Regions from separate parts of the Homo sapiens genome. Here region 1 is linked to region 2. Evidence: chromatin contacts called from ENCODE Hi-C or POLR2A ChIA-PET data. All regions are on one chromosome and are shown on one strand. Each heading gives the region's core, a stretch centred on a gene start or an enhancer-like site at or near the end of the contact. The rest is flanking DNA. Distances are from core to core; before and after follow the strand shown. Region 1 overlaps MANBA (mannosidase beta). Region 2 overlaps NFKB1-AS1 (NFKB1 antisense RNA 1).

Region 1 (2,932 bases), core at 169-2,668, 260 kb after region 2:
AGTGGTATTCCAAATCAACATATGGGTCCTAAATCTACTCACTGCTACTAGAGAGCCACTCTTCCCAGGCGCTCTGAGAAAGGATTAGGAAATGTGTGAAAAGAACTAGGAAATGTGTGTGTGTGTGTGTGTGTCTACCCACACATACACATGCATTTACAAAGACATTTATTTCTCTGTCTACACATACTGAAAATCATAACTTCATACTATTAGCTCCAATTTGAATCCACTGTAGCTTTCCCCCCTTCTATGTTGATACCACCTTTCTCCATTCATGAAAAGGCTGGCTTCCACCACTTCAATATATTTACTTATTTGTTCAGTTGCCTATGTGAAGCCAATCTGATCCCAACTGGCCACCATTACCACCTGGTCTAAGCATAGTTTCCAATCAGACGCTTTCAGAAGAGTTGCCTATATTCACCGTCTTTACTTCCATACCTTGAGTCATTCCTCAACCCACTACAATTTGATTTCCATGCTGATCAAGGTGACCAGTAATCTCCTTGCCACCAAATCTAAAGAATCTTTCTCAATTCTTTTCTAACTTGAACTCCCTTGCAGCATTCAACACTCTGAACATTCTTTGCTTCTTAAAACACTCTTTCCCTCTGGTTTCTGTGACTCCCCACTCAAATTGGTTTTCCCTCCACCTCGTCAACCATTCCTTCTTAGATTCTTCTACTGGCTTCTCCCCAAACCCCAACCTTACTAATTATGACTGCCTGGGGTTCTGTCCTAGCTCTTTTCTCTGTGCCATCCCTGAGGTATTTCATCCGCTACCATGGCTACAATTATCTACATTCTGCTAACTTACACATCTATATCCTTAACCCACATGCAATCCCTAAGCTTAAGATCTATCTAATGAAACACCTATCAAATATTATTCCTTGGGTGTCTCTCAATCACCCCACACAAAACACATCTAACACTGAAATAATTTCCACCCAACCCCTTCCCCCAAACCTTCTCTTCTTTCTGAGTAATGTAACTCAATGAACAGAGTTGCCCTGCCTGTTCAGAGGCTGCCTGTTCAGCAGCCCAAACCAGCAGCTGAGGAACCATTCCTAACTCCTTCTTTTTTCCCACCCCCACATCATCAAGCCTGCTGAGGTTATATCCTAAATCTCTTTCAGATTTATTTCCTCAGCAGTTCTGTAGACCAACCAATCCTCATTTTTTGTCTGAATCACCACCACAGTCTTCTAACTGGTCCCCTACTCTTGCCATCCTTCCAATCTGATCTACACAATCTTTGTAAAATATGCATATAATCCTTACCCCCTCCTTAAAATCCTTCCAAGAATCCTGGCAGCACTCAGGACAGTGCTTCTTCCTTCACGTGGCTCACTAGGCCCTGCAGGACTTTGTCCTAGCTACTTTTACAACACCATCTCTTGTTCTTCAACTTCAAACTCAACCACAACTGCATTGAAATTTCTTTCACTTCTGCAAACACACAACATCCTTTCTAGTCCTTGGGCCTTCACGTTCTTTTCCCTCCGCCTCTTTGCTACATTACTTGGCCAAATTCTACTTATCCCTCAGGACACAGGCTCTGGGAATCTTCCCAGAATGCCCCTGCTCTGCACTTCCATGGCACTCTCTACATCTCTAGAGTGCTAATATATTCCAATGGCTCATTTAATGATTGAACTTCCCAATCAGATCATTAGTTCTACTAAGGTCTCAGAGAGAAACAGAAACAGTGTCTTAGTCACAGCTCTATCACCAGCACCTAGCAAAATAGCCAAAACACAGTAGGTGTGCCCTAAGTATTTACTGAATGAATCAGCCTCAAAAAATAGCAACTCTACGGCAGCCACAGCCAAAGAGCACATTTCACACACATGCATTAACTCAAGGTGTGGGGCAGTTAAACATCCTCCTTAAAGCAAACTCCTGTTGCTGCTCGATTCAAAGGCTGGCATCTTTATGTGTAATGAACAATAATACAGTCATATTAGCCTGAATGTAAAAGAATTATTTCCCTTAGAAAAAGACAGAAGTTCCTCTTCTTTCTCTGTAGTAAGTTGGAATGACTCATTATTTTTTACATTTTCATGAAAACAACACACAACAAACTCACTGTGTGAGACAGCACACATCCTCTCAGCCAAGAGGGGTACGACAAGAGTGAATGCTTTGGCCCTTAAGACGGGTCCAGGATGTTCTCCCTGTACATAACTCTGTGCATGTGTGCGTGCGCGCGCACACACACACACACACACACAAACACACATACACTCTCTTCCCCTCTCACACACACATACACACTCTTTCTCTCTCTCCCCTCCCCCCTTACACACACACACACACACACACACACACACATTCACAGTGTCTCAGAAAATACACAGCATGATTGAACAAAAGAAAAACAGAAAATGCACTCCTGAAGGACATATCTCCATCCTTAGCATGTTGTCTGGCCCACAGGAGAGGAAATACCAAATGTAAGAGGTGACACCAGCCAACTGTAAACACCGAAGCTGGTGTCTGGGAGAGGAGGAGATCTTTGAAGAGGGTTAATACCATTTCTACTAACTATATGCCATGACTCTTATAAGCCAGATCCAAGCCATCTCGTTCTTATTGTCCCTATTTTACATATTTTGAGATTAAGTAAGTAGCCTATAGCTAATAAATAACAAAGTGCAGTTCTTTCCAATTCCTAGTGCTATATCCTAAAATGGGTAAAACTGAAAAATCAGAAAACACCAGTAGAAGCACCTTATTCAGAAAAATGAAGAAGAATGTCAGAGGAAATAAATAAAAGTTAAAAATGGTTGGTTCTGGGGAGTAGGAAGTAAGAATAGGAAGTGATGGGCAAGAGGTCTTATTTTTCATATAAACTTACTAGTAATATTTGAGTTTTAAAATTACACATGTATTATTTTGATATAAGGTACAATTTTAAATCATA
Region 2 (2,802 bases), core at 196-2,695:
AAGAAAGTGTCTATATATTAGTAAGTGCTGGGCAGGGTGGACAATTGATGGATGACTGTAACTTTCTCAAGTAAGAAACAAGGTGGTTTTTGGGAGCCTGAGGCAGGAGAATCGCTTGAACCCGGAAGGCGGAGGTTGCAGTTAGCCAAGATCGCGTCACTGCACTGCAGCCTGGCGACACAGCGAGACTCCATCTCAAAAAAAAAAAAAAAAAAGAAAAAAAAGCAGATTAACAAGGTGGTTTACTGAGAACATTGGCAGTTAAATGTTGAGGAAATGATGAAGATTTGGAATAGAAGCCAAAGAGGATGATAAAGAAAGCTAAGCAAAACAAGTAAACTTGTATTACTCTGGATTAAGCTCTTGGAACTCATTTCTCATAAGTTTTTAAAATCTTGATAACCACTGATGAGAGAATACACCAAATAAGTATTTTGGCAATTAGTCTTCCTATTTCACTAGCAATTGTGTTTAGATAAAAATCATTATAATTACATCTTAAGCTTCTTGTAATACATTAGACTTACAAAACTGCAAACACTATACTAGATATTATGTATGTATATATTATATTATATTATATAGATCATATACATTATGTGATACTAAATGCCAAAATTTTACTTGATGTTTTGAAGTGCTTAGTGTTGTTCAATGCTTACTTTAGCCAGCTGTTATGTTTTCAGACAGTGATTTGCTTTAGTCTTCTCTTCCTTGCAGAATCATAAGGAACCTTAGCTTATGAGAGCAGTTTCTTCAAGAATCTGCTTATTAGAGTAAATAGAATGAATTTCATTTCGTACAGTTACTACTACAACATTTGATGATACCAAAAGCAAAGTGAAACCTGAAGCATGCTCACATAATAAATTACAAAATTTTCCATATGAAGCATTCTTTATTTTCTGAACCCAAAGCTCTGTGTCCCTTTGTAATGAATCAGCATCTCAGGCAAATGTTCTTGTGAGGAGGCAAATTTTTCCCACTGGATTTAGCACTTAAAACAGAAGTTGTCCCCACCACCACCACACTTTCTAAATACAAAGAGCCCTGTTATAAGATAGTCTCATCTGAGTTGTTTTTCTTTTTTCTTTTAGATTATGTGGGAAATGTGTTGCATATTTGCATTTAGTATTTGTGCAAATGTTTTAAACCTTTTTCTCCGTGTTGAAGCTGGTTTCGGTTATAGTTATCCGAATAAGGGGGGGAAAGAGGTGAAAGGACAATATAGTTTAAAGTATTTAAAGCCCTAAAACTTCACAAACCAGGAATTAAATATAAAGGTATTCGAGTTTTTTCTGACTTATGAAAATTTAAAGAGCAGTACCGGCCGGGCGCGGTGGCTCACTCCTGTAATCCCAACGCTTTGGGAGGCCGAGGCGGGCGGATCACGAGGTCAGGAGATGGAGACCATCCTGGCTAACACGGTGAAACCCCGTCTCTACTAAAACTACAAAAAAATTAGCCGGGCGTGGTAGCGGGCGCCTGTAGTCCTAGCTACTCCGGACGCTGAGGGAGGCTGAGGCGGGAGAATGGCGTGAACCCGGGAGGCGGAGCTTGCAGTGAGCTGAGATCGCGCCACTGCACTCCAGCCTGGGCGAGAGAGATTCCGCCTCAAAAAAAAAAAAAAAAAAAAAAAAGAGCAGTACCAAAAATATGTAAGGTTTTCTTAGAAAATATAAAGTGCTAACCTAAAAAGGAAAATAATGTATTTGCCACATTTAACAAACACTTATGGACCAAGATAAAACAGATAGCCCATAAATTTGGCGTTGTCCCTTTAATGTACATGTCTATAGTGCCACCATGTGGTACTACCGGTGTTGTAAATATTTCTAAATACAGTAATTCAGATATTCTGAAAGTTAGACACTAGATGGCAGTATATTTCCCTTTAAAATTGTTTATTCATGTTCAAAGGCAGTATCTATTTTTTATGGTATAACTTTGTTGAAAAGTAAAAAAAATTACTACAGTTTTTAAAATAATATGCTTTGTAACATAGACTGATTGCATTAAAAAGTATGCTTTTAATCATCATTTATTTCTCAAATAGAAGCAAAATATTAAAATAACTACTTGCTTCCTTTATTAGCATGCCCAACCTAGGCAAAAGAATCTCACCAATTTTTTCTTCTTCTACTAAAGTCCTGTGATTAGCACAGTAGGATCCAACTGTATTGATTCTATATAATTACTAATTAACAAAATTTTACTAAGTAAAGACTTAGAGGCAGAAAAAACAATGAGAAATTTAGGCAACGAGTCAGCTTAGGTTCATTTATGTACTGTCTTCAATGGCTAAAGAAGAAATATTGGCAGGGGAGGGCTATGACTTTCATTCTATCTCCCTTTTATCCTGCTTCTGAGGCTAAGGGCTCTTCCTAATTTATCCTGGCAATCAGAAAGAAATACTCTATGCCATCCTGAAATACAAATCCAAGATGCATTGTTCAGGAGGTTTTCCTAGTTGGAAACAGCAAGTGCTACATGATATATCAGCATCCAACAGAGCCATGGCTTTTTGTATAGAAATTTGTCTTTTCCTTAATATAAACAAAATCCAGATCTTCCAAAACTGTCAAAGGATCACCAGGCACACAAAAAACGTTAGCAGGAGCATGAAGCCCCAACTCTAGTTAATGTATTAATTTCTCCTTTGGGCTCTTGCTTCTGACATCTGCCTCTACTAGGTAGGTTTGAGACAAGAAGTAAAGGAATGCTCATTTACCTTTAATATCCTAGCCCATTTTTGGACAGAGACCCTGCCTTTAACACCAATAAGCAAAACTACAACAGAGC

The links. A loop is a pair of places that touch in the nucleus more often than their neighbours do. ChIA-PET counts read pairs that join two places held with the same protein, here RNA polymerase II (POLR2A). Pooled maps may share reads with other maps.
Region 1: a map with no recorded cell type shows a loop between it and region 2 (4-fold over the local background). The contact joins two enhancer-like sites. A Hi-C loop is called at or near these places in 1 of 168 maps with a recorded cell type or tissue (PC-9), 1 of 37 single-sample maps with no recorded cell type and 3 of 50 pooled maps. POLR2A ChIA-PET finds 5 or more read pairs at or near these places in 4 of 52 experiments (CD8-positive, alpha-beta memory T cell, GM12878, OCI-LY7 and 1 more).

What each region holds. Positions count from the first base shown.
Region 1 is chr4:102,686,078-102,689,009 of GRCh38, forward strand. The region is part of intron 7 of MANBA (mannosidase beta); the gene reads right to left. Among named protein-coding and RNA genes, the nearest start is that of MANBA, 73 kb to the right of the region's middle. RefSeq lists an enhancer at 1,633-1,682. Within about 2 kb of position 1,419, at least 6 of the 41 ENCODE cell types and tissues checked have a DNase peak (open chromatin) inside an H3K27ac peak, as active enhancers do; they include PC-9, where a contact is called at or near this core.
Region 2 is chr4:102,429,735-102,432,536 of GRCh38, forward strand. All of the region lies in intron 2 of NFKB1-AS1 (NFKB1 antisense RNA 1), which reads right to left. Among named protein-coding and RNA genes, the nearest start is that of NFKB1, 70 kb to the right of the region's middle. Within about 2 kb of position 1,446, at least 31 of the 41 ENCODE cell types and tissues checked have a DNase peak (open chromatin) inside an H3K27ac peak, as active enhancers do; they include PC-9, where a contact is called at or near this core.